Regions from separate parts of the Homo sapiens genome. Here region 1 is linked to region 2. Evidence: chromatin loops called from intact Hi-C (ENCODE). Cell type or tissue: A673. All regions are shown on one strand. Links, peaks and the distances in the headings refer to the core of each region. The heading gives the core; the rest is flanking DNA. Region 1 has its middle 42 kb from the start of LINC01435. Region 2 has its middle 71 kb from the start of XPNPEP1.

Region 1 (10,316 bases), core at 1,140-9,139, 1.7 Mb after region 2:
CCAACTATGTGGTCAATTTTGGAATAGGTGTGGTGTGGTGCTGGAAAAAATGTATATTCTGTTGATTTGGGGTGGAGAGTTCTGTAGATGTCTATTAGGTCTGCTTGGTGCAGAGCTGAGTTCAATTCCTGGGTATCCTTGTTGACTTTCTGTCTCGTTGATCTGTCTAATGTTGACAGTGGGGTGTTATTATTATTATGTATTATAAGTTATATGTTATTATAAGTCTCCCATTATTAATGTGTGGGAGTCTAAGTCTCTTTGTAGGTCACTCAGGACTTGCTTTATGAATCTGGGTGCTCCTGTATTGGGTGCATATATATTTAGGATAGTTAGCTCTTCTTGTTGAATTGATCCCTTTACCATTATGTAATGGCCTTCTTTGTCTCTTTTGATCTTTGTTGGTTTAAAGTCTGTTTTATCAGAGACTAGGATTGCAACCCCTGCCTTTTTTTGTTTTCCAGTTGCTTGGTAGATCTTCCTCCATCCTTTTATTTTGGGACTATGTGTGTCTCTGCACGTGAGATGGGTTTCCTGAATACAGCACACTGATGGGTCTTGACTCTTTATCCAACTTGCCAGTCTGTGTCTTTTAATTGGAGAATTTAGTCCATTTACATTTAAAGTTAATATTGTTATGTGTGAATTTGATCCTGTCATTATGATGTTAGCTGGTGATTTTGCTCGTTAGTTGATGCAGTTTCTTCCTAGTCTCGATGGTCTTTACATTTTGGCATGATTTTGCAGTGGCTGGTACCAGTTGTTCCTTTCCATGTTTAGCGCTTCCTTCAGGAGCTCTTTTAGGGCAGGCCTGGTGGTGACAAAATCTCTCAGCATTTGCTTGTCTGTAAAGTATTTTATTTCTCCTTCACTTATGAAGCTTAGTTTGGCTGGATATGAAATTCTGGGTTGAAAATTCTTTTCTTTAAGAATGTTGAATATTGGCCCCCACTCTCTTCTGGCTTGTAGGGTTTCTGCCGAGAGATCCGCTGTTAGTCTGATGGGCTTCCCTTTGAGGGTAACCCAACCTTTCTCTCTGGCTGCCCTTAACATTTTTTCCTTCATTTCAACTTTGGTGAATCTGACAATTATGTGTCTTTGAGTTGCTCTTCTCGAGGAGTATCTTTGTGGCGTTCTCTGTATTTCCTGAATCTGAACGTTGGCCTGCCTTGTCAGATTGGGGAAGTTCTCATGGATAATATCCTGCAGAGTGTTTTCCAACTTGGTTCCATTCTCCGCATCACTTTCAGGTACACCAATCAGATGTAGATTTGGTCTTTTCACATAGTCCCATATTTCTTGGAGGCTTTGCTCATTTCTTTTTATTCTTTTTTCTCTAAACTTCCCTTCTCACTTCATTTCATTCATTTCATCTTCCATTGCTGATACCCTTTCTTCCAGTTGATCGCATCGGCTCCTGAGGCTTCTGCATTCTTCACGTAGTTCTCGAGCCTTGGTTTTCAGCTCCATCAGCTCCTTTAAGCACTTCTCTGTATTGGTTATTCTAGTTATACATTCTTCTAAATTTTTTTCAAAGTTTTCAACTTCTTTGCCTTTGGTTTGAATGTCCTCCCGTAGCTCAGAGTAATTTGATCGTCTGAAGCCTTCTTCTCTCAGCTCGTCAAAATCATTCTCCATCCAGCTTTGTTCCATTGCTGGTGAGGAACTGCGTTCCTTTGGAGGAGGAGAGGCGCTCTGCGTTTTAGAGTTTCCAGTTTTTCTGTTCTGTTTTTTCCCCATCTTTGTGGTTTTATCTACTTTTGGTCTTTGATGATGGTGATGTACAGATGGGTTTTCGGTGTGGATGTCCTTTCTGTTTGTTAGTTTTCCTTCTAACAGACAGGACCCTCAGCTGCAGGTCTGTTGGAATACCCTGTCGTGTGAGGTGTCAGTGTGCCCCTGCTGGGGGGTGCCTCCCAGTTAGGCTGCTCGGGGGTCAGGGGTCAGGGACCCACTTGAGGAGGCAGTCTGCCTGTTCTCAGATCTCCAGCTGCGTGCTGGGAGAACCACTGCTCTCTTCAAAGCTGTCAGACAGGGACATTTAAGTCTGCAGAGGTTACTGCTGTCTTTTTGTTTGTCTGTGCCCTGCCCCCAGAGGTGGAGCCTACAGAGGCAGGCAGGCCTCCTTGAGCTGTGGTGGGCTCCACCCAGTTCGAGCTTTCCGGCTGCTTTGTTTACCTAAGCAAGCCTGGGCAATGGCGGGCACCCCTCCCCCAGCCTCGCTGCCACCTTGCAGTTTGATCTCAGACTGCTGCGCTAGCAATCAGCAAGATTCCGTGGGCGTAGGACCCTCCAAGCCAGGTGTGGGATATAGTCTCGTGGTGCGCCGTTTTTTAAGCCGGTCTGAAAAGCGCAATATTTGGGTGGGAGTGACCCGATTTTCCAGGTGCGTCCGTCACCCCTTTCTTTGACTCGGAAAGGGAACTCCCTGACCCCTTGCACTTCCCAGGTGAGGCAATGCCTCGCCCTGCTTCAGCTCGCGCACGGTGCGCGCACCCACTGGCCTGCGCCCACTGTCTGGCACTCCCTAGTGAGATGAACCGGGTACCTCAGATGGAAATGCAGAAATCACCCGTCTTCTGCGTTGCTCACGCTGGGAGCTGTAGACCGGAGCTGTTCCTATTCGGCCGTCTTGGCTCCTCCCTAGTTCAATATAGCTTAATTCTATGCTCTTGGTTTTTCTTCAGGTGTAACTTTAATATTGGCTTTAATTTTGGACTCTTTCATTGCTTAAAATGGTTTTAAGGGCTAATAAGTGCCTGCCCACCTCCATTCCCACCTGCTCTAGACTGTTTAATTGGCTATAAAGTCAGTCTTTTGGCTCCAAGTCTCTTGGCCATGGGGGTCCCTCTGAGGAACATGACGGATTTAGAGCAGGTAGCACACCACCCCAGCATCAGTATGAGAGAAAATAAAACCTTGACCATCAATACTCGCTCTGGCACACCTTGAAAAAAAAAAGGGAGAATCTGAACAAAAAAATTAAAATCTATAGCTCCCCAACAGACTTAATGGACACCTCCCTCTTGGCCAAAGAGAATCCCAAAGAAACCCAAAAACCTAATTCAGGCCACAGTGAGAAACAGAGGGGTTAGACGTACCTCACTATACCTTCCCCTTTTTCTTTGTCAATTAGGCCAGCTTCAAAAGGTCCTTCAAGATGAAAATAAAATATTGCCCTTCCCCACAAAGGAAAAGAACAGCTCCCATGTTCAACCAGGAGACTTAGTCTTACTAACAAGAAGAATCTGCTGAGGATCAATTATAACCAAAATGGAAATACCCCTATCAGGCATTGTTAAATTCCCCCACCACTGTACAATGTCAGGAAATAATTACTTATGTACGCCTATCAAATATTAAATCTGTGTCTCAAGAGTCACAGGTACAAAGAGAGGATACCATGATCTACAACTGTGAACCTTTGAAAGATTTATATTTAAAAGAATCAACACTCAGTCAGAAGTGATAGTGTGATGCTGTGGATGGAAACAGGAGCATTAATTTTTATTTCCTTCCTGGCTATAATACTTCTTTTCTATTGCTTTCGGCATCTGCCTTCTCCTGGGAAACATCTTTCTTGTCCGTGGGTATAGAGGTCACTCTACGGCCCATCTGGACACCATGCTATCACTATTAATCCTGTTTGCTTTCCCAATTATCCTGATCCAGTATGTATGAAAACAAAACTCTATTTTAAGTGTTTCAAAAAATATAGCATCAGGGAATCATCTTCATGGTTGATAGGTTTATCAACATCCCCAGGATAGATAGTTCCATCTTCTGGCTTATCCATAAAATCTCATGGACATCTCCCCAGGCCCCTACTTGCTAGATGAAACTCTTCCCCACTTAATGGATTCCGTCAGAACCCCACCACCACTATTATCTGGACCTGGAAAGTTGGGTATCTATATTTCCAGTGCACTAATCATTCTATCTTTTGAACTCACTGCTGTGTTAATGACACAAAAGTGGAGGTTTTCTTGCAATACTTTGATCCAACTCTAGTTCCCAATACCATAGCAAGATAAATAGGACCCCTTTATGGGTGAGGAAACCATATATGGTGTCTTCACCCAGATCAGAACATACAGGAAAAAAAACAGAGAAACAAACAAAAACAGCTGACTAATCTGGGAAGGTGGGAGTACTGCCCTCTTCTGGAAAACAAAGGTTATTCAGCCATCCCCGTTGGAACAGGAAAGAATATCTCCAAAGACCCAGCTTAGCATCAAAGGATAGATATCACACCCCTTAGGGCTTCTATTTGTGCCCCAACTAGCCTTGCTTTCATTTGTGGCCATCAGTGGGAAAAATTCACACTCCATACCTGCCCGAATTCCCAGGGAGCCACTTGTTCTTTTATAGTACCTTTCTCTTGTATATCAAAACCTTGGAACACAGGTGAATATACATTAGCCACCCTTACCCCTCCAAGGGTCACAGTGTATAACCTCATAAGACCCCAAAATACCAGAAGTAAATGAACCCTAGGAATAATTCTGACAGGAATTGAGGTGGCACTAGAACTAGCAGCACCATTGGGCAGCTTTGTTTACCATGAATCAATCCTGAAAATTTGATTTAACCCCAAGAATCCTTAGCCATCAACACAGGTCAGGCAGTAAAGAGAATTCGAGAGTCCCTAGACTCTTTGGCAAATGTAGATCTCGATAACAGACTGTCATTGTATTATTTACTAGCCACACGAGGTAGAGTCTGTGAGTTATTAATAAAATTGATGCACATATATTAACAACTCTGACAGATTGAGGTTAACATTCAAATATCTGTGCACAAGCTACCTTGTTACATAGATATAACCAGGGCATTGACCTCAACTATATCTGGTTGACTATCAAAAGTGCCTTCGCAAGTCTCATGTGGTTTTTACCTCTCCTAGGGCTTTTAATAACTATCTCGTTATTACTTATCTTTGGCCCTTGTTTGTTTAACCTCTTAATAAAGTTTGTGTCTTCTAGATTACAACAGTTCCAGGTGAAGACAATGTTGGCAAAAGGCTTCCAACCCCTCCAACTTTCTGACCTGAAGAATGAAAGCATTCTGTCTCTGGGATCCTAAGATCAGGTAGGCGGAAATATTTACTCTTCAGTGGTAGGCATGGTCTATGCCCATAAAATTAGCAGGAAGAGTTACAGAAGTTGGACCTCTACCCTTCTACAGCCCCTTTATATTAAGGAGCTTCTAATCTCTGAGAGGGGAATGAAGTAGGAGGCAGGACTGAATTCTGGAGATGGAGCTTGAACACTAGACCAAATTTAGGACTAGCTTAAATAAGGAAGAGGAGAGAGCACCTTGGCATTAAGACACACCACCAGTGTGCCATGTCGGTTTACCATGGCCATGGCAAAACCTACAAGTTAATCCCCCTTTCTATGGCAATGACCCACTGACCCAGAAATTACTAGCCTTTTGCTAAAAATGTCAGCATAATCTGCTTTTTAATTTGCATGTAATTAAAAGTGAGTATAAATATGACTGCAGAACTGCCTCTGAGTTGCTACTCTGGGCACATTGCCTATGGGGTAGCCTCTGCTGCTATTGTACACTGCCACTTCAATAAAAGTTGCTGTCTAACACTGCCGGCTTACCCTTGAATTCTGTCCTGGGCAAAGCCAAGAACCCTTCTGGTCTAAGCACCAATTTTGGGGTTCGTCTGTCCTGCATCAATGGAATTATATGATTTCTATTTCCTCAAGAGTGGGTGAATGATAGAGAGTGGACAGGCTAATCATCAGGAAAACTAAGAGAACAGGAAGGTAGAATACTTCCCTCATTTTTACCTGAAGCACATGGAAAACTCATTAATTGATCAGTAACTCTCTTAATTTTTATTTTAAATTTAAGCAAAGGAAATTCACCATGGCCTCCGACATTTAGTTGTAAGTACGGTAGGCTTAGAAGTTATATTAATGCGGAATGTCTCTAGCTGCAAGTAACAAAATTTCTGACTGTACAGACTTAAACCTTCAGGAGATTGTTTTCCACATCAAATGAAATCCAAATATCAGCTATCCAAGGTTGGTGTAACTGCTGAGTGATTTTATCACATGTAGGAAATCGGAGTAGTTAGCCAACCTGCAGGGTCAGTGTCTGTCCCCTGCAATAACTAATGTGTTTCCTTTCATACAAGTAAAAAATCTTGGCCGGGCGCGGTGGCTCACTCCTGTAATCCTAGCCCTCTGGGAGGCTGAAGCGGGCAGATAACGAGGTCAGGAGATCGAGACCATCCTGGCTAACACAGTGAAACCCCGTCTCTACTAAAAAATACAAAAAGTTGGCCGGGCAGGGCATGGTGGCGGGCGCCTGTGGTCCCGGCTGCTCAGGAGGCAGGCTGAGGCAGGAGAATGGCGTGAACCCGGGAGGCGGAGCTTGCAGTGAGCTGAGATCCCGCCACTGCACTCCAGCATGGGCGACAGAGCGAGACTCCGTCTCAAAAAACAACAACAACAACAACAAAACAAAACAAAAAAAAACCTTGTTATTGAAGAATGAAAACCGCTTGAAATGACATCTAATTTCTAAACCCCATGCAGTTACCTTCTCATGACATCTCTTACATAAAGAAATTCAAAAGAACTTAGTCATGTTACTGTCTCTTTCTCTCTCACTATAGTAGTCTTTATGGATATAGATCCAGAGGATATTTCAATTTGATGAAAATACTTCCAACTAATCCTTTGCAGCTTCATATTTTCTGCCTATTACCATGATCAACAATCGTCTTGCTGTTCATCTTTTCTCTCCAATTTTCAATTGGGTATTCTCAATTGCCCAGAACAGTATATATTCCCATAAGTTATAGAAAAAGAATATTTTGATGTCAGTTGACTCAAACGTCTGGAACAATAAAGAAGGGAATTTTCTCTTGATAGTTGAATTCTCTTCCTGATAGCACTCCACCTCAACATCAATGATACAGTGTATTAGTGATCAACAGTCATACCCTTCACCGGGCACGCTATCAGATATGCTGCACTTAAGTTTACTGGAGTTTTCTTCTGTTCTCCTTGGTACAAGGAAACTACACTTCATTATCTTTCCTTTTCCTCACTCCCCTCAGTGCCTCGTTCCTCTTCTTGCTTTTCTTACTGTGTTCTCTGATTGCTTTTGTGGGTTTTGATTTAGGCTGGACCTCCCACAATCTCTCTTCTCTCAAATTTGATTATTGATAGATATCTGAGGGCAGAGAGAGAAAAGAGAAACTGCAGGGTTTCTTTTACTGTCTAAGCTCTTTGTTGTTTCAGACTTCCCTTATGACCAACATGGAAAGATAAAGAAATTTTCTTGTTAAAACAAACAAACAAACTTAAAAACCTTAAATCTATGAAGCCCTCAGGAATACCTTTTGGGCACTTAAACAGTTATGAAGTTTTGGCAAATGTGACTTTGATGAAGGAAAGTTTTTTGTTCATCAGGATTGAGGGTAAAAGGGGGGTGTGAAAAGTTATTGACCAAAACAGCCTTAAAAGACACACTGGTTTAACAAAACTTTAAACAGGTATCCTCCTGACTGTAGCCCCTTTGTTTCCCTTGTCTTAGAGTATTTATTTAGAAAAGTTGTCATTGTAAATTCTTTCTCTACCTCCTTTGAATTGTATATGAATTGCCTTAAAAGACTCTTGCCAGTTACAGGACCCAGGGGAAATCTTTATTAAAGACCTAGGAGTTATGCGTTTGCAATGTGATCCCTAAAGATGATGGTACACCTTCCAGTCTCTATGGGAGGAAGGAGTCTCACTTTCTTAGGTGTCTTGCTCAAAGTTGAATAACTACCTCTTGCTATAAAGATAAGAGTAATTAACTTTTCTTTAGGGTAAGGCTAATTAGCAAACCCTGATAGCCTATGATCCTCCAACTGCAGCTCTTAAAAACTCCAACCTTTGTTTCAGCAGAGCAGAAATCAATCTCTTTCCCTATTGCAATAGTCTTAGATAGTTTTTCTTGCCTATTTAACTTTGTCAAGTGCATTTTCACTTTAACACTATCTATTCTCAGAGCTTTGTGCAGTTTATGCCTGTGAATGGCATAAATGACAAATCAGTCAATTAAGATAAAGGCAAAATCAGCTAATTTTTTATGTTTAGTGGCGGACTTTTTGAACAACCTATTCCATCGCACACCTACCCTCTCCTTCTCCAAGACTTCACTTATAAGGGGCAATATAATCAGACTTCCTGTTTAATGTTTAGTCTAGAGCTACACTAACCAATATAATATCCACAAGTGGCTATAGAGCATTTGAAATGGAGCTAGTTCTGTGGATGCTGTAAGTGTAATATGCCTTATATTAATAGGTTTATACTGATTACATGTTGAAATGATAACGTTTGGATTGTTGAGTTAAATAAAATATATGGAAATTCATATTAACTCTTATTTTTTACTTTTTTCAGTGTGGCCACTAGAAAATTTTAAATTATATATGAATCTCTCATTATATATCTGTTGAACAATGCTTGTCTAGAGTCAACCATTCAATTGAAAGCCCTAGATAGTCTACTATGTCTGTCTCATAGAATCTAGAAGCTTAGTAAGAGAAGCTCTAATAAATAAGGGAAGAAGGTGACTATCAAGCAAATAGAAGGTGGTAGGAAAAAAAGGAAGGCTTTGAAATCAGTGAGACCGAGTTTTAGATCCTGGCTCCACCACTTCTGCTGTTAGAATACAGACAAATTACCTTACCTCGGTGAAACTCAATTTTCCATCTCTAAAATGGGAACATAATACCTCTTAGTGAGTTCTTAAGAGTATTAAGTGACACGAGGCATCTGAAGTGTTTAGTATAGTACTTGCTTAATAAGTGGTATAACTAAGAAAAAAATCTACATTCATAAGAGGCTCAGAATTCAGTAGTATCATACAACTACCAAAACCTTAAGGCACGCTTGCACTGGGTAAGGAAGTAGGACAGAGTCACTGCTTAGTGGCTGAGGTCTCATCCTTCTTACTGTGAAAAGGGACAATGTGAAGGTTTTCTAACAAGTCTAACATTTTTTGGTGTGTAATTTGATTAATTATTCCTTATGCAAGGTTTCTATTGATATATTATGCAACTTAGTTGTTTAATATTCTATTTGCTTATATAGTTTATTTTGGGAATTTAATTATAATCACTTTATAATTGTCATGTTAAGACATTAATTGATATCATATCAAGTCATTAATATTATTCAGCATAAAACTCAACAAACCATGAACAAAACTTAGCCTAGGGCTTGCCTGTTGCAGCCCTGTCCTTTGTATGCTTTATTAGTTAATGGCATTTTAATACCTTAGATGTTCCATTAATAACACAAACAAACTAAGATATACTGTCATAATTCCGTATCCGATGAGAAGACTCAAACCTTTATTCCTGAAATACCTGTGCTATTAGAAGTCTTGCCTATGTTTCGTTATTGAAGTTTATTATTAACATTTTAAAATAGTAATATCAAGTAGGAGGCCATAGGACATTACATATTCCAGTCATATTAGTTTCTAACTCCATGTTTTCAGAAACAGTCCAATTTTCCCTTGGTAATCAGGATCAATTACCCCAAACAGTAAAGTAACCCTCTTCTTTGCCTACTGGTTCACTGGCATGAAAAGACCAATGTTGCTAAATGGCAGCATCTGCATCCAGTTAAATAAAATCGTTTTATTGTTTACTGTTTTGGAAGTTTCTGTCCGTTGGTACCAAAATCCTCTAAGCAAGCAGGACCTAAATTTGTGTAGTAGGCAGGAAATTTTTTTCTAGTGGATGATCAGGCAGGAGCAATAGAGTAATACCCATTATCTGCCTCCCTTCCTCCTTGGATCCTGGAACTCTGGAAATGGGAGAAAGAGTACTGTTTATCGATCACAGATTTGGAGAACATAACAAATCCTAGAAGACCTACCTTAGAGCCTCAAAGTGTTGTCACCCTCTGATGCCATCAATGCATTTTAAATGGTCACCCCTCTATTGTGTCAAACCAGTTTGCTTTATGATTATGTAGAATGGGATAAGACCATGAATTCCGATTTTTAATTCACGACTACACTCATTTTCTATAAAATGCGTTCCCTGATAAGAAGCAATGCTAGGTGGCATGCATGACAGTAATTAAGGCATCCTATAAAATTTTATTTTCAGAGAATCATTATAGTCAGAAACGCACATCCGTTTTCCAAAATAAATGCTTATTCCATTGAGAACAATACACTGTTCCTTTCATATGGAAATACTCAAGTGTAATCAGCTAGTCATTCAGTGGCTCCATGGTCACCCTGGATAATTGTGAGCTCAGTGTTAATCTGTACTGTTG
Region 2 (10,316 bases), core at 1,272-9,271:
TGGGCTCACGCAATCCTTCCTCTTCAGCCTCCCAAGTAGCTGGGATTACAGGTGTGCACCTAGCTAATGTTCTTATCTCTTTCTCAGTCCAGAATGCTCTGTATTCTAATTGTTAGGGTGGATTCTAAACATCCTTTTTTTCTTCTTTTTTTTTTTAAAGAGTGTTGGAAGGGCCGGGTATGGTGGCTCATGATTGTAATCCCAGCACTTTGGGAGGCTGAGGTAGGCAGATCACAAGGTCAGGAGTTTGAAACTAGACTGGCCAACATGGCGAAACCCAGTCTCTACTAAAAAAAATTACAAAAATCAGCTGGGCATGGTGGCACAAGCCTGTAATCCCAGCTACTCGGGAGGCTGAGGCAGGAGAATTGCTTGAACCTGGGAGGTGGAGGTTGCAGTGAGCCCAGATCTCGCCACTGTACTCCAGCCTGGGTGATAGAGCAAGACTCCATCTCGACAAACAACAACAACAACAATAACAAAAAAAGAGTGAACCATATGAGGTCCAGATTGAAGGCTAAGACCAACTTCACATCAATTTCTGGTCTCCTGGCTCTCAGGCCAGGGCTGTTTGCACCAGGTGGATTGCGCTACTTCCTTAACACCTATTCTGCAGGCAGATAGGTACAGTCATTGGCTCCAGCCTTTCTTCCTGGAGGGCTTCCTCCTGTCCTTCAACTTTGAATTCCTTCCCATCTTTAGAATCTAGTGCAATTCCCACATAGCTTCTTCATGAAGTGTTTCCCAATTATTCCAGCTACAAGTCCTTGCTCTAAGTTTTGCTGGCATTCATTTTCTTCACAAACTGTAATTGACTTTCTCTTTATGAAATTTAACCTTTCCCATGTCTCTCCAACTAGACTTGTAGTTCCTTGGGGCCCAGCCCCAGCTATTGCTCAGGACCAGGCACATAAGAGCTACTCAATAAATATTTATTGATGGATACATTTAAGAATTGATGAAGACATTCCAAACAAGTTTACAACAGAATGGATGATGGGAGCAGAATTGAATTCAGTCCCATTACTTCCTAGCTGGTGACCTTGGTTGGGTAAATTATGTATCTTCTCTGACCTCCAGTTTCATCCTTTACAAAATGAGGGTGATGGTATATTCTGACAGCATATTTGTGAGGATTAAAAGAAATAATATGCACAAATCACTTAGCATGCTGTCAGGCATGTAATCAGCTCTCAGTAAATGTTAGTTGTTTATCGTGACAGGGCACCTATATTTTTAAACAAGAAGGAGATGTGCAATTCTGTTTTGAATTCTCTATTTATTGTCCCTTATTTCTTCCTTCCCAAATACCTCCCAAATTTCCTATATCATTATTTTTAAAAACAAACTTTATTATTTAGAACAGTTTTAGATTTACTGCGAAGAAAGTACAGAGAGTTTCTTTATGCTCCACACCTAGTTTTCACTATTATTCAGATCTTAGTATAGTACATCTGTCACAATTAACGAACCAATGTTATCGCAGTATTAGTAACTAAAGGCTGCACTTTATTCAGATTTCCCTAGTTTTTAGCTAATGTCCTTTTTCTCTTCCAGAATCCCATCCGGAGTCCCTCATTATATTTAGTTGTCCTGTCTTCTTAGGCTGTGACAGTTTCTTAGATTTTCTTCATTTTTGATGACCTGGACAGTTTTGAGGAATACTGGTCAAATATTTTGTGGAATATCCTTATATTGGGATTTTAAATATTTTTCTCATGATTAGACTGTGGTTTTAGTTTTATAGGCGGAAGTCGATGGAGGTAAAGTGCCATTTTTGTCACATCATGTCAAGGGTACATACTATCAACATGGCTTTTGACTGATGAGGTTAACCTTGATCATCTGGCTGAGGCAGTGTTTGTCATATTTCTCCATAGGAAAGTGACTCTTTCAACCCCCTGCTTATCCTGTATTCTTGGAAAGTCACTACGTGTAGCCCATACTTAAGGAGTGGAAGTTATGTTCAACTTTCTTGAGGGCACAGAATATATGTAAATTATTTAGAATGCTTCTGCACAGATTTGTCTCTTTTTCCACATTCTTTTATTTTTTCATATTTGTATAGGCTTGCAGATATTTATTTTATACTTTGGATTATAATCAATACTGCTTTCTTTAAATTGTTCCAGCTTTGGCCACTGAGGGCTCTTTCAGCTGTCTCCTGTGTTCCTTTGATATATCCCATCGTGTGTGTGTGTGTGTGTGTGTGTGTGTGTGTGTGTGTTGTAAGCACTTCTTTACTTTCTGGCACTACAAATTGCTCCAGGCTCATCTTGTGTATTTCCTGCTCCAATTCTAGAATCAATCATTTCTTTAAGAAGCTCTAGTGCCTTTTACCGGAGAAAGGTATTTAAAACCAAGATCCAGGCTGGGCATGGTGGCTCACAACTGTAATCCCAGCAGTTTAGGAGGCCGAGGCGGGCAGATCACCTGGGGTCAGGAGTTCGAGACCAGCCTGGCCAACATGGCAAAACCCTGTCTGTACTAAAAATACAAAAATTACACCTTGTCTCTACTAAAAATACAAAAATTAGCTGGGCCTGGTGGTGGGCACCTGTAATCCCAGCTACTCGGGAGGCTGAGGCTGGAGAATCACTTGAACCCAGGAAGTGGAGGTTGCAGTGAACCAAGATCATGCCACTGCACTTCAGCCTGGATGACAAGAGTGAAACTCCATCTCATAAATAAATAAATAAATAAATAAAACCAAGATCTGAGCACTAGATAGGTTCTCTTACTGGCTTGTCCTTGCTGCTAGGCCGTCTCAGCTGAGAGCAAGGACAAAGAGGTATGCATATGTATATGTATATATATATATACACACACAACTATCTTTCAGTGTTTCTATATGTAACCATCTGTTTCTATATTAAACTAAACATGAGTTCACACTGATGTCTCCAACTCTAATTCATGATCATCTCCCCTTGCTTCTCTGTGACTTCCTACTTCATCAGTGAGAACTTGGCTCCCACCATCCGCCATCCATTTCACTTATATTTCACTTAATTGCTTAATTCTAGTGTACATGTGTAGCAGTGTTAAGATTGCTAACCTGTATACTGTGGGGAACAGCTTTATCAACTTGAGTACGGTGGTTTTTTTTTTTTTTTAGACGGAATCTTGCTCTGTCGCCCAGGCTGGAGTGCAGTGGCGCCATCTCCGCTCACTGCAAGCTCCGCCTCCCGGGTTCACGCCGTTCTCCTGCCTCAGCCTCCCGAGTAGCTGGTACTACAGGTGCCAGCCACCACGCCTGGCTAATTTTTTGTATTTTTTAGTAGAGATGGGGTTTCACCCTGTTAGCCAGGATGGTCTCGTTCTGCTGACCTCGTGATCCGCCTGCCTCGGCCTCCCAAAATGCTGGGATTACAGGCATGAGCCACCACACCCGGCCGAGTATAGTGTTTATATGCAATTATTTTTGCTTCGGTTTTACAGACTCCACTCATTTATTTCCAAAGTTGCTTAGGTCAGCACCTTCCTTCTCACCCCCTCCCCTTCTTTCAGTAAGGTATTACAGTTTCATACATTTTAATATAGTTAGATCATTTTATCACATACTGCATTCCATCCTGGGATTCCTTTGACCTCCTAAATGGTTTTTTTTTTTCAATTTGCATACATTATGGTTCACTCTGTGTGCTGTAAGGTTCAGTATGTTTTGATAAATGCATAGTGTCATGTATCCACAATTACACAATCATACAGAATAGTTTCACCACCTGAAAAAAATATCCCCTGGGCTTCCCTGATTTCAACCTCCTATTTCCCCGTAAGGTCCTGGCAACCAGTGATTTTTTTTTTTTTTTTTTTTTTTTACTGTCTCTATAGTTTTGCTTTTTCCAGATACCATATAATAGGAATCAAACAGCATGTAGAATTTTTCATGCTGGCTTCTGTCACTTAGCAATATGTATTTCAGGTTCATCCATGTCCTTTCATGGCTTGTTAGCTTATTTCTTTTTATCATGGAATAATGTTCTTGTTACAGATACACAAGGTTTGTTTATACATTCACCTATTGGAGGACATCTTGGATACTTCCTACCATAACTTTTTTTTTTTTAAATCAAAAAAGAAAGTTTGTTGTCTTACAACAGAAATTTTTCTTTTATTTTTCCTTTATAGAAGTAACATGTGAAAGAAGAGTATATAGTGGTTTAGAACATGGGTTCTAAAGCAGATGGCACTGTGTACCAGCTGTGAGTCCCTGGGCAAGAGCACAGCCTCTCTGAGCCCCCATTTCCTGCTCTGTAATGTGAGGTTAGCGGCGATGTCTCCTCATTAGGCTATGAGGATGGAAAGAGAAAGCTCCTGTAGAGTGTATCCTTGAATGTTAGCTTTGTGTATACATCCATGTTCCCCAACCCAACCTGAGACAGCTTTAAACAAAACTAAGTGTAGCCTTATTGAGATATAATTCACACATCATGCACTTCACCTATTTAAAGTGAGACACGTTAATGCTCGTGCTTCTTGATCTCTCCAGAAGGTGTCAAAGTTTTCACACGAGACCTCATGACTCTAAGATGCATCCTCATTTCTGAGTTGTTGAAATGTGAAACAAACAAATCACAGATCTCACTATAGAAAATCTAACCAAGCCTGCTCGGGCATCATGATCTGTAGTGAAGTGCCTTAGAGAAGGGCTGAGCTGCGAAGTGGAAGGTGTCTGGCTCTCTTCTGTGCTCTCTTTTCTCTAACCCAGGGTCAAAGGAGTCTGCAGTATGCCCAGGTGGGATGGTGGAGGAAGACACGTTTCTGAACTAGAGAACAATTTGTGAAGAAAGGGAGGATGAGTACAGGGAGATGCTTGGGAAGTCACAAGGAACAGAGCCTGAAGTTTCTACGGCTGACACTGTCACATGCCAAGGGTTAGGAGGGCATTACTCTGGGCATCAGGCATTGGGAATTGCTGCACGCCCTGCAAGGCGGGCACAGCGGCGTTGAGATGCTCCTGTGCCTTCTGCCAGCAGATGGCAGTGTGGATCTGTGGAGAGAGTGGAGACGGCCAGCCAGCTGAGGAAGCGGATGGATTATTATAGAGAAGGATGACACGGGGAGGACCCTCTCGAGGTTTCCTACTGACCTGGAGGCGCTCATGTGGCTGCCACTCAGTGTCCTCTCAGAGGCCATTGTACCCAGCTCATGACTGTAGGCAGGAATGTAGGGAGAGTTCATTTAATAAAGATGGGCTGAGTGCCAGCTCTGATGGGACCCTCAGCTGGGTGTGATGGGAACAGAAAGATACATCCTACGGTGCCCCTCACAGAGCCTGTGCTTTGACGGAGACTTGACATGCCCAAATGTGACTACAGTACAGAGGAGGTTATGGTTATGATGCAATGGAACAGGTGTAAGGCATCTACAGAACCTCTCTAGGGTGTCCCCTGGCTGGGTCCCAGTACTCTGTCCCATTGGCACAGCCTGTATCTGGCTCAGACTTCCCCAGTTATGTGCGAATCCATTTCATCAGAACAGCCTACCTCTGGCCTCTGTGTAAGGCGGCTCACCATGCCAGCAAGTCGCCCCAGCCTTTTTGTCTTCAGTGTCAACGATCTCACCTCCTTTCCCTTTCCCTTTCCCTCTGGGACTCTTCCGATGGATCCCTCTGTGACTTTCCTCTGACTTTGTCCTAAACAGGAAACCTAATGAGGATTCTATTCTCTGCAATAGCAAGAGGAGGGCTAAGGGCTGCCTTCTATCGTGCCATTTCCTATTTAAACAAAGGCTTTGTGCTGTGATACCACTAGGCGTTTATGTTCACTCTGACCCCAGAATCCTTTCTTCTCTCTTCATGTGTTGTGCTTTGTAGTCTGTAGCCTCAGGTAGTCTGGTTAGTTCAGTGGTTTGGAGCTCAGCACCGATAAGATCAAAATCCTTTGCTGAAACTGTTAAAGAAACATTTTTTCAATGATACTTGTCAAAGCACTGTAAGGCAGAGTTTATTCAGGACCATTGTGATAGCTAGAGGGACCCCTGCAATGGTGTCTTGCAGCTGGGGAGAGAGATTTGGCTCAACTTTGAATACATCATAGCATGGGCGAGCAGCAATTTATAGCCAAGGAGCAGGGTGGGGTCAGTGGATGGAAAATTACTTAGAAGAAACATCAGGGGCTAGGAGGTTCTGGCTAAACTGACCTAAAAGGAATCTTTCTGAAGAAAGGCCAGGGGGATCAGTTATCATTTGGGGGATGGTGGAGGATGAGAAACCTGATCAGATTTTGAGGATGGTCTGATATCAAGGGTGGGAGTGGGAGTTCTTGCTAAACTGACTTAGGATTCTTTGCTAAAAGTGGACTTTACAAGAGAGTACATAGCTGGGCCTAGGAGAAGTTTCCAAAAGTGGACTAAAGTTTGGCCAAGCAAAGAATCTTTGTCAAGACCTCAGGTGATCTAGTAGATTTCATTTGTTCCATGATCACAGCCAATACCTTTCACCTTGGCCCTGTTGACATGATGTCCTGGCTTTACTTCCTGCATCCCCATCTCTCCAGCCCCAAAATGATCTCCTTTCATCCCCATCTTCAGAACCAACCCTGCCCAGACTCTAGGACCAGGGCCGTCTCTGTGAAGCTGAATGCTGAGCAGATTCGGAGTCTTCTTTTTGCAGGCCTGTTTCCCCCTTGTGCCCATTTTTTTTTTTTTTTTTTTTTTTTTTTGAGATAGAGTATTGCTCTGTTGCCCATGCTGGAGTGCAGTGGTGTGATCTTGGCTCACCGCAACCTCCGCAACCTCCGCCTCCCGGGTTCAAGTGATTCCCCTGTCTCACCCTCCTGAGTAGCTGGGATTACAGATGTGTGCCATTATACCTAACTAATTTTTGTTTTTTAGAAGAGTCAAACGGGGTTTCACCATATTGGCCTGGCTGGTCTCAAATGCCCAATCTCAAGTGATCCGTCTGCTTCGGCCTCCCAAAGCGCTGGGATTACAAGCTTGAGCCACCGCACCCAGCCCCCTTGTGCCCGCTTCTAAGAAAGGGCCTGGGCTTCTGAATTACCTTCCTTGCCTGAAATTCAGCTTTGGTTTCTTGCTCAGCCCTCTGGTAGCTTCTGGACTCTGAGAGGGCAGAGGTACTAGCTTGGTGGGGTGGAGCTTACCTACCAGTTTCCCACCATGTGCCTTGACTTTGTTTCCTGGCTTCTCCGAAACACACTTTCTTCCTTTCTTAAAAATACAAAAAATTAGCCAGGTGTGGTGGCGCATGCCTGTAATCCCAGCCACTCGGGAGGCTGAGGCAGGAGAATCGCTTGAATCCAGGAGGCGGAGGTTGCAGTGAGCCGACATCGCGCCATTGCACTTCAGCCTGGGCAACAAGAGCGAAACTCCATTTCAAAAACAAGCAAACAACAACAACAAAAAAGGGATGGGAGTGGCTCATACTGTGGCCTTCTTCGAATCCGAGCAAAATGGACATCAGTTAATGCTAATTCCAACTCTCCCACTTCCCCCATCTTTACATTCCTAGGACCTGGAAGCTTAAGCTTGATTGATGCCAAATATTTCTTGAAAGTCTATGCTCTACTCATCCCCCGACTACAGAGTCGCATGTTCCTTTATATCTGGTGGAACATGCCCCTTTTTGCTGGACTCCTCAGAGGAGGTGCCACTAGCCTAGACCACCCACTGCCTCTCACCCCCTCTCTAACACCACTTCCCTGTCACTGTGTGTTGTGTTGCTGCCTGCCCCAGGGATCAGATCCCTGATCTTGCCTGTCTATTCCCTACCCTTCTTTTCCTAGGGGAGTCATAGGACATGTTGCTTACATCTCTGTAGCACCGGATTAGGTGGCAGCCAGGTGAGGGAGAATGTGAATGAATTAGAGCAGCCCATTACCATCCTGGGCACCTGGTTCATGGAGCATTTGGCAAGGCAAGTGGGTGGCCTGCAAAAAAAACAAAACCAAACAAAGCAAAGCCAAAAAGTCCCCCAAACATTAGGAACCTTTGGGTCTATGGGATTGTTGTAAAGATGGATAGAAAGGTCTCCACAAAGTGTACAAAGTTGAAGGCACAAAGTTGAACTTCACAAAGTTGAAGGCAGAGCAATAGCAAACGCTTATTAAGCATTTCCTAAGTGCTGGGTTATTTTCTAAGTGCAACACATGCTGTTTCATTTAGTCCTCCCAACACCCCTGTAAGGTGGCTACTATTAATAGTCCAATTTTCCATGTAAAGAAGCTAAACCTAAGAGGAGTGAAAGGACTTGTTAAGGTTGCACAGCTAGTAAATGCTGGAATTTACAGCTAGTAAAACCAGGAATTTCACCTGGCAGGCTGATGCTGGAGCCTGCGCTGGCATCTAAGAGGCAGTGTTGCCCCCCGCCCTGTTCTGATCTCATGGAGGCAGCTACCATTTGCAGACTTGGACACATCCTTGCATAACCTGGTTGTAGGGGAAAGGCTTGGGGACCTGGGGTTGCGGGGGCACTCTTGATGGTTTTGTTATGAGGGAAATTGGATTTGCCATGATTATACATCAAGGAATGGCATCCACAGATGCAGCTGTAGATATTCCAGATGTCCTTTGGCAGGGAGGTGACAAAAAGTGAGCCACTAGTGGGTGGAAAAACCCATATACATAAAGTGAAAGAGAGGTCATTAATTTCCCCTGGGCCATTCCGGAGTGCAAGTGAGGAATTAGAGGACATATGTATGAAAGATAGATCTGACGCTAATTGGCAGAAATGCTCCTCATTGCCTTGTGAAGCAAGGTTCGTTAATTAAAACATAATGTTCAGCGTGACTTTAAAATTAAATACCTAAGACATAATGTCTGCTCATGAGGCAGACATGAAGTGTAGTTATTTATATTCTTGTACTTTAGTATATGAACTTGTTGTATTATTTACAACCCAATCTACTCTAGAAGACTTTAAGATGCTTCTATTTGGCCTCTTCTCGGTTAACTTCATGCTAAGTTTCAATATGGACTTTGGAGTCCATATTGGTTAGTGTCCCCCAGCTCTTTTGTTGGTCTGTTTCATCGGTGGAATGGGAAGAGATAACAGAAAATGTGGTCTCTACTATTGAAGGACCTGCAATGTATTAGGTGTAGAGTCTGTTGGGAAGGCCTGTGGCCCTTTTATATGTGGGCTAGAAACAGTGTTTTTCAGTTTCCCAGATGTATTCTCATTTGCAAGAATCAGAAACCAACTCTGTCCATATTTAGGGAGAAAAGGTGGAAGGGGGAGGGATTTAGGAAAAGTTATTGGTGGGATTGGTGTTGGGATATCAGGAACAGTTGGTGTCAAAAGGCTTCAGTCACCGTGGTGAATGTGTCCCTTCAAATATTCCCTCTGACTTGACATCACTTGGCCAAATCTCAAAGTCCCAGGAATGAACATCTGACTGGTCAAGCCTGGCATAGTGTGGTGGAGAAACAGTGTGGCCTCCTTGACTTCCGCTAGTAGAGCAGGTGGTGCAAGGTGGCAGGGGCTGGGACTTACCTTCTGCCGAGATCTTAAAACTGGGGAATTTTCCCCAACAGGAGATGGAGGTGCTAGCAGAAATGGGCGGTGGGGTGGGTGTGGGGGGTGTTGTTGAATGCTGAACAGCCAAAAAACACAAAAAACAAAAAAACCCCAAAACAACAGCAAAACAAAACCCAGAACTGCCCCCTATGGAAACAATGGCAAAACAACCAACTATGGAGAGATGCTGGTATGTATCTTGCTTTATGCAATATATAAGCCTTCTAAAAAGTTGTATTCACAAGGAATCCTATGTTGAATGGAGCAGGACACCATCTATTAAAAGAAACTCTTGGTACATCCTTTTGCAAACTAATGATGCAAACATAGCCTGAGAATAATTTTGTTTTATGTGGAGTTGTCCTATAATGGATTGCTCCAAAGAAGATCCAGCTGCATATATAATTGTGCACTCCTGAGGAACAGAGATCTTTTTCCTTGAAGGCACATCTCCTTGAATAGATTTTGATGGAAGATTCCATCACAGACTCTGTATAATCACACCAGACAATTATTCCTTAAGAACTGGGCATGCCAGGGTTCCCTTTTTAAAAATTTCATGTTTATTCTGTCTCCTGTATGGCTTCTTGAGAACAGGGAATAAGCCAGGGTCATTTTTGTTAAGGTTTCCTGTGGGGTGCTCACGTTAAATGGATGCTGTTGCAGATAGACCGAACCCTCATCACAACTGGTGTTGTTTGCAACAGCACAGGTGATTTTTGCTTCTTTCTCAGACTTTCTTTACCTTTTGCCCCTCTGCCGGAGAAGTCAATGCAGCAAGCTTTTCTTTTCTTTTTTCTTTCCTTCTTTTTAAAACAGAGGCCCTGCATTCTCCTCAAGG

Evidence for each region. Hi-C counts contacts between places; a loop is a spot of excess contacts. Peaks named below come from ENCODE experiments on the same cell type or tissue, not always from the same donor. Only the 100,000 strongest peaks of a DNase experiment are listed, where the experiment ranks them.
Region 1: it touches region 2 in a loop (9-fold over the local background); 2 of 110 quality-filtered maps call a loop at or near these places.

What each region holds. Positions count from the first base shown.
Region 1 is chr10:108,106,272-108,116,587 of GRCh38, reverse strand. No RefSeq gene overlaps it. Among named protein-coding and RNA genes, the nearest start is that of LINC01435, 42 kb to the right of the region's middle. In A673, for the core only: a CTCF peak has its summit at 4,149 (motif pointing left); no DNase peak of the experiment used is centred there.
Region 2 is chr10:109,847,279-109,857,594 of GRCh38, reverse strand. No RefSeq gene overlaps it. Among named protein-coding and RNA genes, the nearest start is that of XPNPEP1, 71 kb to the left of the region's middle. In A673, for the core only: CTCF peaks have their summits at 4,752 and 4,956 (motif pointing right); a DNase peak (open chromatin) is centred at 4,984.